Regions from separate parts of the Homo sapiens genome. Here region 2 is linked to region 1. A link is a contact called in ENCODE POLR2A ChIA-PET data. All regions are on one chromosome and are shown on one strand. Each heading gives the region's core, a stretch centred on a gene start or an enhancer-like site at or near the end of the contact. The rest is flanking DNA. Distances are from core to core; before and after follow the strand shown.

Region 1 (6,786 bases), core at 3,081-5,580:
GCTTTCTTGCCAAGCAGCGACTATCCACTTCTCCCCGCTGCACTCGGCCTTGGTGCCCGCACTCAACGGCTGGGTGTCCGGGCTGTCCCTGACGTTGGGTGACCTCTGGCTTTCTTGCCAAGCAGCGACTATCCACTTCTCTCTGCTCCACTCGGCCTTGGTGCCCGCACTCAACGGCTGGGTGTCCGGGCTGTCCCTGACGTTGGGTGACCTCTGGCTTTCTTGCTTACTGGTCCAGGCTAGTTTCTGGAATGAGCTCATACGTGTCTCTAATCAGCAGTTTTTTCGGGGTACCTTTTTTTTTCTTTTTTTTGGAGACAGAGTCTCGCTCTGTCACCCAGGCTGGAGTGCAGTGGCACAACCTCAGCTCACAGCATCCTCCACCTCCTGCGTTCAAGTGATTCCTGTGCCTCAGCCTCCCGAGTAGCTGGGACTACAGGTGCACACCACCACGCCTGGCTAATTTTTGTATTTTTAGTAGAGACAGGGTTTCACCATGTTGGCCAGGCTGGTCTCAAACTCCTGACCTCAAGTGATCTCCTTGCCTCGGCCTCCCAAAGTGCTGGGATTACAGGTGTGAACCACTGCACCCGGCCTAGGATACCTTAAATATATGTAACAATAACCACAGACTCCAAGAGTTACGCTCTCGCAAGTTCCTCACTGACTACAGCAGTGGCTCTCAAATTCTAGTGTGCCAAAAATGGTCTGTGACGCTTGTTAAAAATGTGGTTTCCAAGCTCCATCCCCAGAAATTCTGACTTGGTGGTTCTAGGGGCAGAGCCCAGTGATCTGCATTTTGAGCAAGCACTGCCAGATGACTCCAACACAGACAGTCTGCAGACCTGGGAAGGTGGCCCATTGGGGGTTTGCAAACCTAGCTGGCTGGTATGGATTTCTCAGGTGCCACTCCTGGAGGTACAGACTAGGCAGCTGAGCATGGAGCTCAGGAACCTGCACTCTACACCAGGGCCCCAGGTGATCCAGACATAGCATTGGAAAACCCCATGCATCCATTCAGCCTAGCAATGGAAACCATGTGGACTCAAGTTGACTTCAATCCTGTGCTCCTCTATACCCCACGCCACACAAGCTGACCTGGTCACCTACCCTGGGAGGCCCTTCCAGTTCCCACCTCTGCTCCCACCTCTCCCCTCTCTTCACTGCCTATGCAAACTCCACCCACCCTTTACAGGACTCAAGCCCTGTAAACCACTGTAGAACCACTTCTGGGCTATCTCAGCCCATTCAGTGTTGCTACAAAGGAAGACCTGAGGCTGTGTAAGTTATAAAGAAAAAAGGTTTCTTTGGTTCACACTTCTGATGGCTGGAAAGTTCAAGGTTGGGCATCTGCATCTGATGAGGGCCTCAGGCTACTTCCACTCACTGCGGAAGGCCAAGGGGAATCGTGTGTAGAAATCACATGGTGAGGGAGAAAGAAAGAGAGAGAGAGAGAGAGAGAGAGGGAGAGAGAGAGGTGGGTGGGGGAGGAGGAGGAGCAACCACAGGCTCTTTTTAGCAATGAGCTCTTGTGGGAACTAAAAGAGTGAGAATTCACCCACTACCCCCCACCCCACCACCTCACCCCCATAGCCAGGGACAACATTAATCTATTCATGAAGGATTCACCCCCTGTGACCCAAACACCTCCCATTAGGCCCCACCTCCAACAATGGGATCAAGTTTCAGTTAGGGGCACCATGGCTCATGCCTGTAATCCCAACACTTTGGGAGGCCAAGGCAGGTGGATCACTTGAGGTCTGGGGTTCAAGGCCAGCCTGGGTAACATGGTGAAACCCTGTCTCTACTAAAAATACAAAAATTAGCCAGGTATGATGGCACAGGCCTGTAATCCCAGCTACTCGGAAGGCTGAGGTGGGAGAATCGCTTGAATATCTGAGGCAGAGGTTGCAGTGAGCTGAGATCCCGCTGCTGCATTCCAGCCTGGGTGATGAAGTGAGGCTCCATCTTTAAAAAAAAAAAAAAAAAAAAAAAAAAAGTTTCCACATGAGGTTTGGAGGGGACAAACATCCAAACTGCAGCACTTGCCTCCTTAGCCCACACCATCGTTGCCTCTGTCACTTGGGGCTGAACTACAAGTTTCCTAGTATCCTTTGCCAATCTTGGTTTGGCCCTCTTACCCACATTATCAGTGGCTTTGAAAACAGGAACCAACTTTTACACTTTTTTTTATCATCTCTGGAAAACCTAGCATAGCTACCTAGTATTTAATCATTACTGATCCCAAACTCTTCCTGGGTGGTGTCTACATCCAAAATGGGTCCATTCAAGTCAATCACGGTTAATAAGAAGCACCTGTCCTAACATTCAGCTACTTACTTAAAATTGTTACTCAATGCATTATTGCCTTCGATTAAGCTGAAGCATGTGAAATGTCATTTTTTTTTCAAATACCTTAATATTTCAACATTTAAAAAAATTGGGCCAGGCGCAGTGGCTCAGGCCTGTAATCCCAGCACTTTGGGAGGCAGGCAGATCAACTGAGGTCAGGAGTTCAAGACCAGCCTGACCAACATGGAGAAACCCCATCTCTACTAAAAATACAAAATTAGCCGGGCGTGGTGGCGGGCGCCTGCAATCCCAGCTACTCGGGAGACTGATACAGGAGAATCGCTTGAACCCAGGAGGCGGAGGTTGCGGTGAGCTGAGATCGCGTCATTGCACTATAGCCTGGGCGACAAGAGCGAGACTCCATCTCAGAAAAAAGAAAAAATTGGCCTGGTGCGGTGGCTCAATCCTGTAATCCTAGCACTTTAGGAGGCTGAGGCAGGGGGATCTTGAGGTCAAGAGTTTGAGACCAGCCTGGCCAATATGGTGAAACCCTGTCTCTACTAAAAATACAAAAATTAGCCGAAATCACTTGAACCCGGGAAACGGAGACTCCATCTCAAAAAAAGAAAAAAAAAAATGGAGGCCAGGCGCCGTTGCTCCACCTGTAATCCCAGCACTCTGGGAGACTGAGGCAGGTGGATCACCTGAGGTCAGCAGTTTGCGGCCAGCCTGGCCAACAAAGCGGAACCCTCCCTCTACTAAAAATACAAAAATTAGCCGGGCGTGGTGGCGGCGGGCGCCTGTAATCCCAGCTACTCAGGAGGCTGAGGCAGGAGAATCGCTTGAACCCGGGAGGTTGCAGTGAGCCAAGATCGCGCCACTGCACTCCAGCCTGGGCGACACAGCGAGACTCTGTCTCAAAAAAAAAAGGCAATTTCATGCAGGTCAACCAATTCACTGCTGCAAGCACAAGGTCAGCTCAGTTACATGTGCTAAAAAAGCAAAACTGGGCAGTGAAATGCAGCAGTTAACCCCACTGGCCACCCTCAGGGCATGTGAATCACATTCATAACAAAGAATACAGACAAGAGTATCACAGGGCTCCTCGGTGGGCTCTAACTGACTATCAATGAAAACTAAGTTCCCATTCTTGCCCTGAAACTTCTTTTGGATTCTATTTGTATCATTATGGTTCAACCAATCTTGTAAAACATCCATACTTAATCTGGAAAAGCAGGAAAGAGATTGCTAGAACACCACCACCTCCTAGAAGGAGGAGCTCTGAAGAGGAAACAAGAAGAGGAGGCACGGCTTCTGACAAGAACAGAATGCATCATCTTCAAGGCCCCAACCCTGTGGCCCACACATGAGGCTCAAGCTGGTAACTCTCCACGAAATATATAAAATGTAAACAAAATAGGCCGGGCGCGGTGGCTCACGCCTGTAATCCCAGCACTTTAGGAGGCCAAGGCGGAGGATCACTTGAGGCCAGGAGTTCGAGACCAGCCTGGCCAACATGGTGAAACCCCGTCTCTATTATAAATACAAAACATTAGCTGGCTCGTGGTGGTGCACGCCTGTGATCCCAGCTACTCGAGAGGCTGAGGCATGAGAATTGCTTGAACCCGGAAGGCAGAGGTTGCAGTGAGCCGAGATCGCGCCACTGCACTCCAGCCTGGGTGACAGAGCGAGACCCTGTCTCAAAAATAAATAGATAAATAATAAAATACAAAAATTGTTTTCTGACCCATGACTACTCAGGCTTTCAGCAGATTAAAGAGAAGGCGCAGAACAAGAAACTGAATCATTTAAATTTCCTAAAACACTTGACAAATACCAAGACTCTGTATCAGAATTTCACCCCAAGGAAACAATCCGGGCGAGACTGGATCTTCATTGTGAATGTCTGATTAGTGATGACTTACAAGGAGCTTCAATGACTAAGCTCCCAGCATTGCATGTGCATTCATTTCAGAGCTCTAACAAGTGAACTCCTGTGGCTACCCACACACACATGCCTTGTAGTGGGATCACACTATGAACTGGAATGTTCACACAGTGAGCTGGGCCCAGAGGCGGCTCTGTCACTTATGAGCTGTGTGATCCTGGGTAAACTCATCTCCTCCCTCTACAAATATCTATGGAGTGACTGTGTTCCAGGCACTGACGGAGGTTTTGGGGATAAAATGGAAAACAAAGTAGCTTCTCCTGCTGTCACGCAGCTGGCAGACACGCTGAGCCTGGTTCCTCACCTGGAGAACAGGGACAGTGGGCATGTCTACTGCGTAAGATTGGAGAAGAGAGGCTGGGCGCAGTGGCTCACGCCTGTAATCCCAGCATTTTGGGAGGCCGAGGCGGGCAGACTGCCTGAGCTCAGGAGTTCGTAACCAGCCTGGGGAACACGGTAAAACCCCGTCTCTAATAAAAATTACAAAAAATTAGCCAGGCATGGTGGCATGCACTTGTAGTCCCAGCTACTCGGGAGGCTGAGGCAGGAGAATTGCTTGAACCCAGGAGGCGGAGGTTGCAGTGAGCCGAGATAGCACCACTGCACTCCAGCCTGGGCAACAGAGCAAGACTCCATCTCAAAAAAAAAAAAAAAACCTGCTGAAAAGAATCGGAGAAAGTAACCCACACCGGGCCCTCAGAGCAACCTCTGCCACACTGCAGGCACTCAATAAACGTTAGATGCCACCACCATCACCACCCTCCTCCTCAACATGGTGCGAAATTAAACTCAATGTCATCACCCAAATCAATCTAAGATGAAAATAAGGCTCCAGGTCTAGCCTCTGTCTTATCCAAAAAATACTTAAGAAAGTCTGTAAGAAAATGCAACACTATAACGACTTTTGTAGAAAGATGAAAAAATATTTCTCACAAAATGTTAAGTGAAAAAATATTTTTAAAAGATTCTATTAGTAGTAATAACAGCAGCGGCAAATACTGTAGGTGGTAATTACTGTACCACCCACTGTTTAAAGCTCTTCACACGTATGAATAAAGAAGCTAACATTCCCCCAAACCAATGAGGTCTGTGACATTAATGAGGTCTGTGACATCTTATCCTTTTACAAATGATGAAATGGAGGCACAGAAAGGGTAAGTAATTTGCCTAAGGCCACACAGCCAATAAGTAGCAGAGCTACGATTCACTCACTGGTCCCTCGGCTCTAGGGTCTCTGTTCCTGACCTCCCTTGCTCAGTCTCATAGGGTCCTGTTCTGTGCTGGGTGGCACCATGGGGGCGGGGTTGTCCTGGACGGCACCATGGGGGCGGGGTTCTGTGTTCGGTAGCACCATAGGGATGGGGTTCTATGTTGGGCAAGATCATGGGGGCGGGGTTCTGTGCTGGGCGGCACCATGGGGGCGGAGTTCTATGTTGGGCGGCACCATGGGGGCGGGATTCTGTGTTGGGCGGCACCATGGGGGCGGGATTCTGTGTTGGGCGGCACCGGGGGGCGGGGTTCTGTGCTGGGCGGCACCAGGGGGGCGGGGTTCTGTGTTGAGCGGCACAATGGGGGTGGGGTTCTGTGCTGGGTGGCACCATGGGGTTGGCGATCTGTGTTGGGTGGCACCATGGGGGCGGGGTTCTGTGCTGGGTGGCACCATGGGGGCGGGGTTCTGTGCTGGGTGGCACCATGGGGGCGGGGTTCTGTGTTGGGTGACACCATGGGGGCAGGGTTCTGTGTTGGGTGGTATCATGGGGGCGGGGTTCTGTTAGGTGGCACCATGGGGGTGGGGTTCTGTGCTGGGTGGCACCATGGGGGTGGGGTTGTGTTGGGTGGCATCATGGGGGCGGGGTTCTGTGTTGGGTGACACCATGGGGGCGGGGTTCTGTGTTAGGTGGCACTATGGGGGCGGGGTTCTGTGTTGGGTGGCACCACGGGGGTGGGGTTCTGTGTTGGGTGGCACCAAAGCAACAGAAGAGGGAGGGAGGGAGGAAGCAACACAGGGAGAAAGTAAAGGAGAAAGGGAAAGAGGGAGGGAGGGAGGGAGGAAAAGGGGGAAGGAGGGAAGAAGGGATGGAAGGAGTGAGGGAGGGGGGAACAGAAGGAGGGAATGAGGGAGAGAGGGAGAAAGGGGAAAAGGGAGGGAGGGAGAGGGAGGGAGAGAGGAAGGAAAGGACAGAGGGAGGAAGCGAAGGAGGGAAGGAGAGAGAGAGGAAGGAAATGAGAGGGAGAGAGGGAGGGAGGAAGGGAGGGAAGGAAGGAGGGAGGGAGGTAAGGAGGGATACGGCTGCAGGTCAGGTGCTCCCTCCCCCCCATGCAGCTGCCCACTCCTCCAGCAGAGGACCCCACGCTTCAGTCAAGGGGATCAGTTGCACTCCTGTGTGTATACTAAAGGACTGAAAACCTATGTCCACACAAAGACCTGTACAGGAATGTTCACAGCAGCATGACCCATAATAGCCAAAAAGTAGAAGCAACTCAAATGTCCATCAGTGGATGAACAGAGAAACAAAATGTGATCTACTCATAGAATGAAATAATAT
Region 2 (6,786 bases), core at 2,120-4,619, 180 kb after region 1:
TATATAATAGATGTCTCAAACTTCACTTCTCTGTAAACTGAACTCCTGATAGTCCCCTCAAGCCTACTCCATAGACATCTTTCTCTTCTCTTTTTTTTGGAGACAGGGTCTTGCTGTGTCGCCCAGGCTGGAGTGCAATGGCGTGATCATGGTTCACTGCAGCCTTGAACTCCTAGACTTAGGTGATCCTCCCACCTCCGCCTCCCAAGTAGGATGTGAGGGCAACCTGGCTGTGACATCTCTCACCCCGTTGATCACCAGGGTTGATCCGGCTGATCTGGCTGGCTAGGCCGGTGTCTCCTTCCTCCCTCACTGCTCCATGTATATCCCTCCCGAAGCTGCACACTCAAGTCGAAGAGAACGACCATCCCCAATAGAGGAGGACTAATCTTCGGTCAAGGGTATATAAGTAGCTGCGTTCCCCTGCTAGAACCTCCAAACAAGCTCTCAAGGTCCCAGGTAGCTAGGATTACAGGCACACGCCATCATGCTTCACTATCATTCTCTTCTCAATTAAAGGTAATACTGTTCTTTTAGCTGCTTAGGCCAAAAACTTTTGGAGTCATGCTTGACTTTTCTTTCTTTCACAGCCCACATCCCATCCATTGCAAATCACATTGGCTGTATGTTCCAAATACACCCAGAATTGAGTGACATCTTATCACTTTGCTACCACCATCAGGGCCAGGTCAGCATCACCTGTCACCTGGATTATTGCAGTAGCCTCCCATCTTATGTCTTCACTTGTACCCTTGCCTCTCCCTACATTCTGTTTTCAGCTTCAACTGCTAGAGAGATCCTTAAAAATATGTCAGATCATGTCACTCCTCTGCTCAAAGCCCTGCAGTGGTTGATGAGGTCTAGAGAATGTGTTGTTTCTAAATAATTTCTGTTAATCATGGTAATATAATTACTTCAAAGGAATTTCATTCTTATTGTGTGATTGCTCGCATTTCTAATTCCTAACTTAGTGCTGTGTCTGGGATGTGGAAGGTGGTCCGAAAATGTTGGTGGCGTCAAGGGATAGTGGGTATATATTAGGTAACCTCTCCAGATGAGAACAGATGAACAGTCATTTCCATGTGTTCAGGTGCTGTGCCTGTCAGAGATACTTTGGGAGATTTTATACTGAATACGTTCTTCTTGCCCATTAGTACTGTTCTTTTTCTCAAGAAATGGAGTTGTCGGCCAGGTGAGGTGGCTCATGCTCGTAATCCCAACACTTTGGGAGGTTAAGGTGGGCGGATTGCTTGAGCCCAGGAGTTCGAGACCAGTCTGGGCAATATAGTGAAACCTTATCTCTACAAAAAAATACAAAAGAGTAGCCAGGTCTGGTGGGGCATACCTGTAGTCCCAGCTACTTGGGGTAAGGGCTGAGGTGGGAGGATGGCTTGAGTCCGGGAGGTGGAGGTTGCAGTGACTGTGCCATTGTATTCCAGCCTGGGTGATAGAGCGAGACCCTGTCTCAAAATGAAGTGGTATCCAGTCCTTAATGACATTGGGACCATTTGTGAGTAACTAGTCCCTAACAAAAATACTTCAGAATTTTTTTTTTTTTTTGAGACAGAGTTTTACTCTTGTTGCCTAGGCTGGAGTGCAATGGCCCCATCTCAGCTCACTGCAACCTCCGCCTCCTGGGTTCATGTGATTCTCCTGCCTCAGCCTCCTAAGTAGCTGGTACAGGCACCCGCCACCATGCCTGGCTAATTTTTTGTATTTTTAGTAGAGACGGGGTTTCACCATGTTGGCCAGGCTGGTCTCGAACTCCTGACCTCAGGTGATTCACCCACCTGGCCTCCCAAAATGCTGGGATTACAGGCGTCAGCCACTGTGTCTGGCCCGGAATTGTTAAATATACACTGAAGTAAAAAGACAAAACACGGCTGGCCATGGTGGCTCACGCCTGTAATCCCAGCACTTTGGGAGGCCGAGGCAGGTGGATCACCTGACGTCAGGTGTTCAAGAGCAGCCTGACCAACATAGTGAAACCCCATCTCTACTAAAAATACAAAAATTAGCCGGGCATGGTGGCAGGCACCTGTAATCCCAGCTACGTGGGAGGCTGAGGCAGAATCGCTTGAACCCTGGAGGCGGAGATTTCAGCGAGCCGAAATCACACCACTGCACTCCGGCCTGGGCAACAGACCAGGACTCTGTCTCAAAAAAAAAAAAGAGAAAGACAAAACACAATGCAGGTCACTTAGCTATTTTCTCTAGAAAACAATTAGCTGTCATGATGCAGAAGATTGTTATAATCTATAAGGGGGAGGTTGTGGTTATTTTTACTCTAAAATCTTCCACTGCTTTTTTTTTTTTTTTTTGAGATGGAGTTTCACTCTGTCACCCAGGCTGGAGTGCAGTGGTGCAATCTTTGCTCACTGCAACCTCCACCTCCTGGGTTCAAGCGATTCTCCTGCCTCAGCCTCCCGAGTAGCTAGGATTATAGGTACACACCAAGAGGCCCAGCTAATTTTTGTGTGTGTATATATATATATGTATGTGTATATATATAATTTTTTTGTTTTTTTTAGTGGAGACGGAGTTTCACCATGTTGGCAAGGCTAGTCTCAAACTCCTGACTTCAAGTGATTCGCCCACCTCGGCCTCTCAAAGTGCTGGGATTACAGGCATGAGCCACCGTGTCCGGCCCCACTACATTCTTAAAGAAGCAATAAATTGACCTTGTTTAAATACACAATCTGAATTACTGGGGTCTTTTGAAACTAAACCTTTGTTCATTACTAAGATTTCTATTTTCCTTCCTCTTTTTCAGCACTTATTTCTATAGCAGTCTCCCAGCTGATGCCACTTAACTTCATTGAACAAAAAATGAGGTTTAGAAAATCACAATAATCATTGTGAAAGTATTTGATAGGAGATCTTTATTTGGGGTGAATTGGGTTATGATGTCAGTCCTGTGATTTCAGCGGAACTGTTTCTTTTTATCCATTGTCAGTGAGTGCTCATTAATACTTAAATGCAGCTTTCTTTTTCTTTCTTTTGAGACAGAGTCTCGCTCTGTCACCCAGGCTGGAGGGCAGTGACGCAATCTCGGCTCACTACAACCTCTGCCTCCCGGGTTCAAGTGATTCTCCTGCCTCAGCCTCCCAAGTAGGTGGGATTACAGGCACCTGCAACCATGCCCGGCTAATTTTTGTATTTTTAGTAGTGACAGGGTTTTGACATGTTGGTCAGGCTGATCTCGAACTCCTGACCTCAAGTGATCCGCCCGCCTTGGCCTCCCAAAGTGTTGAGATTATAGGCATGAACCACCACGCCTGGCATAATGCAGTTTTCTACTAAATGACTGATTTTGACATGCTTCCTGTTATTGGCCCTGCTGTTCAGCTGAAATAGCAGGATAGGAGATGGTCGTGTGATGGCCGATAGGTGGCAGTGCTGCTGGGACAGGCCCAGCCTGGTAGAGACGAGTATCTCAGACAGGAAAAACAGGACCCAGATGGCTCAGACTGTTGGGTTAGCATCTGGCCTTCGACAGGTCACCCTGGCCCGCCAGATCAGCCCCAGGCCTGACAAAAGCACTACAGGATAAAGAATAGGATCTCATTAAATGCAGTGGAAGTAACGTGAGAAGGATGGCTTTTCATATGCCATCCTAACCCTCCCCTCCCCCCGTTTTCTTTGCTTTGCTTTTCATACTTCTTAGCTTCTTGGATCTCTTGCTTTAAGAGGAACTAGGGTGTGGGCACAGTGGTTCACAGCTATAATCCCAGCACTTTGGGAGGCTGAGACGGGTGGATCAGTTGAGGTCAGGAGTTCAAGACTAGCCTGGCCAACATGGCGAAACCCCATCTCTACTAAAAATACCAAAATTATCCAGGCATAGTGGCACACACCTTTAATTCCAGCTACTGGGGAGGCTGAGGCAGAAGAATTGCTTTAATCCAGGAGGAGGAGGTTGCAGTGAGCCAAGATCACGCCACTGCACTCCAGCTTAAGCAACAAAGTGAGACTCTGTTTCAAAAAAAAAAAAAAAAGAGGAACTAGAGCTTAATATTCTCCTTGCAACATCACAGTCACAGTGCTGGTTGAGTAGTTACTTGCCTCGAAGGACTGGTAAGCCTTTGACAAGGATTGGTTACTTGGGAAGTTTTCTTGCTTACCTGTAGAAGTTAAGCTGCTCACCGACAGGAGCACAGACAAGTAGTAAAGTTCAGGGGTTGTTGTTTCCTACATTTGAGAGAGAAAAGGTGCTATGAGGAATACTTTGTCTTTTAATCAGAATGTGTTAAAAATGTTTTGCCACAAGGATTTAAATGAAGGTGCCAATTTAGCAAGAAATAGAAGTCTTGCTGTATACTGTGCCAAACCCAATCCAACAGCTTCAGTTTTTTTTTGTTGTTGTTGTTGTTGTTTGTTTGTTTTGAGGCAAGATGTTGCTTTGTCATCCAGGCCAAAGTGCAGTGGTGTGAGCATGGCTCACTGGAGCCTTGACTTCCTGGGTTCACGGGATCCTCCTGCCTCAGCCTCCCAAGTAGCTGGGACTACAGGCACGTGCCACCAGGTCCAGCTAATTTTTGTAATTTTTGTAGAGATGGGGTTTCTCCACATTGCCTATGCTGGTCTTCATCTCCTGGGCTCAATCGATCTGCCTGCCTCAGCCTTCCAAAGTACTGGGATTAGAGGCGTGAGCCACTGTGCCCGGCCTGTTTCACTGTTGATTAATATCTTAACTACTTTTCGAAGCTCTAGTAAAGTAGAATTCACCTACAAAAACAAAAATCTCTTGTAGAATTTTTAAACTTTCCCCAGTGAAATGTTTTAACTGTGACATGTGCCTAATCAGGTATTCCATCTCCACATATCTCTTCTTTTGGTGTCAGTAGAAAATAAATATTGAAGACATATTATTTACAGCCAAACTTTCAGATTAAGATAAGCCTTTAGAAATTCTTTGTTTATGGCTCACGCCTGTAATCCCAGCACTTTGGGAGGCCGAGGTGGGTGGATCACGAGGTCGGGAGATCCAGACCATCCTGGCTAACACAGTGAAACCCCATCTCTACTAAAAAAAAATACAAAAAATTAGCCGGGCATGGTGGCGGGCACCTGTAGTCCTAGCTACTCGGGAGGCTGAGGCGGGAGAATGGCGTGAACCTGGGAGGCGGAGCTTGCAGTAAGCACAGATTGCGCCACTGCACTCCAGCTGGGGTGACAGAGTGAGACTCTGTCTCAAAGAAAAAAAAAGAAATTCATTGTTTAAAAACATACACAGTCTGTTGCCAAAACTGTTAACACCATAGTGCAGACTCCTTAACTGAAGGATCCCACACCAAATGCAGAAGACATCCACTTCAGTGCCCGTGGCAATGGCTCCATCTGAACAAACTGCACAGTAAAACCTAAAAAGACAGAGGAACAGCATCAGTTTTTAGGTTTAATCATCTCAGAAAGAAACATATTCTTTGTTTTTTTGTTTTTTTTTCTTAAGACAGAGTCTCACTCTGTCACCCAGGCTGGAGTGCAGTGGCACAATCTCAGCTCACGGTGACCTCTGCCTCCTGGGTTCAAGTGATTCTCCTGCCTCAGCCTCCCTAGTAGGTGGGATTATAGGTGTGCACCACCACTTCTGGGTAATTTTTTGTATTTTTAGTAGAGACAGGGTTTCACCATGTTGGCCAGGCTGGTCTCGAACTCCTGACCTCAGGTGATCTGCCCACCTTGGCCTCCCAAAGTGCTGGGATTATAGGCGTGAGCCACCACGCTCGGCTAGAAACATATTTGAGCCACCACGCTCGGCTAGAAACAGATTCTTGAATGCAAACCTAAATGCAATTTGTTTCCTTCCCTTCCTGCTGTGGAACAGAAATGTCCAGTCTGGGCAAACTAATTTTTCCTTTGATATAGATTGTATGCATGTTTTTTTTTTTTGAGACGGAGTCTTGCTCTGTCGCCCAGGTGGAAGTGCAGTGACGTGATCTTGACTCACTGCAACCTCTGCCTCCTAGGTTCAAGCAATTCTCCGGCCTCAGCCTCCCGAGTAGCTGGAACTACAGGTGCCCGCCACCACGCCTGGCTAATTTTTTTTGTATTTTTAGTAGAGACGGGGTTTCACTGCATTATCCAGGATGGTCTCGATCTCCTGTCCTTGTGATCCACCCACCTCAGCCTCCCAAAATGGGATTACAGGTGTGAGCCACTGTGCGCGGGCTTTTTTTTTTTTTTTTTGAGACGGAGTCTTGCTCTGTTGCCAGGCTGGAGTACAGTGGCGCCATCTCAGCTCACTGCATCCTCTGCCTCCCAGGCTCAAGTGATTCTCCTGCTCCAGCCTCCTGAGTAGCTGGGATTACAGGCCTGCACCACCACACCCAGCTAATTTTGTTTTTTTTTTTGAGACGGAGTCTCACTCTGTTGCCAGGCTAGAATGCAGTGGCATGATCTCGGCTGACTGCAACCTCTGCCTCCCGGGTTCAAGTGATTCTCCTGCCTCAGCCTCCCAAGTAGCTGGGACTACAGGCGTGTGCCACCACGCTCAGCTAATTTTTGTATTTTTAGTAGAGACAGAGTTTCACCATGTTGGCCAGGCTGGTCTCAAACTCGTGACCTCAGGTGATCCATCTGTCTTGGCCTCCCAAAGTGCTGGGATTGCAGGCATGAGCCACCACACCCGGCCCTATTTTTTCATTTTAAAAAATTCGGACATAGTTTTTGCTGAAATCATATATCACTCTTTTTTTTTTTTTTTTTTTTTTTTTTGAGACAGAGTCTTGCTCTCTTGCCCAGGCTGGAGTGCAGTGGCACGATCTTGGCTCACTGCAACCTCCG

The links. ChIA-PET counts read pairs that join two places held with the same protein, here RNA polymerase II (POLR2A).
Region 2: POLR2A ChIA-PET joins it to region 1 with 13 read pairs in BJ. The contact joins two enhancer-like sites. POLR2A ChIA-PET finds 5 or more read pairs at or near these places in 7 of 52 experiments (A549, BJ, H1 and 4 more).

Annotation. Positions count from the first base shown.
Region 1 is chr1:9,762,666-9,769,451 of GRCh38, forward strand. The region is part of intron 2 of CLSTN1 (calsyntenin 1); the gene reads right to left. Among named protein-coding and RNA genes, the nearest start is that of CLSTN1, 58 kb to the right of the region's middle. RefSeq lists a silencer at 5,352-5,552. Within about 2 kb of position 4,331, at least 5 of the 41 ENCODE cell types and tissues checked have a DNase peak (open chromatin) inside an H3K27ac peak, as active enhancers do.
Region 2 is chr1:9,947,107-9,953,892 of GRCh38, forward strand. All of the region lies in intron 1 of NMNAT1 (nicotinamide nucleotide adenylyltransferase 1), which reads left to right. It also overlaps the pseudogene RN7SKP269 and the pseudogene TMEM274P. Among named protein-coding and RNA genes, the nearest start is that of NMNAT1, 7.0 kb to the left of the region's middle. Within about 2 kb of position 3,370, at least 22 of the 41 ENCODE cell types and tissues checked have a DNase peak (open chromatin) inside an H3K27ac peak, as active enhancers do.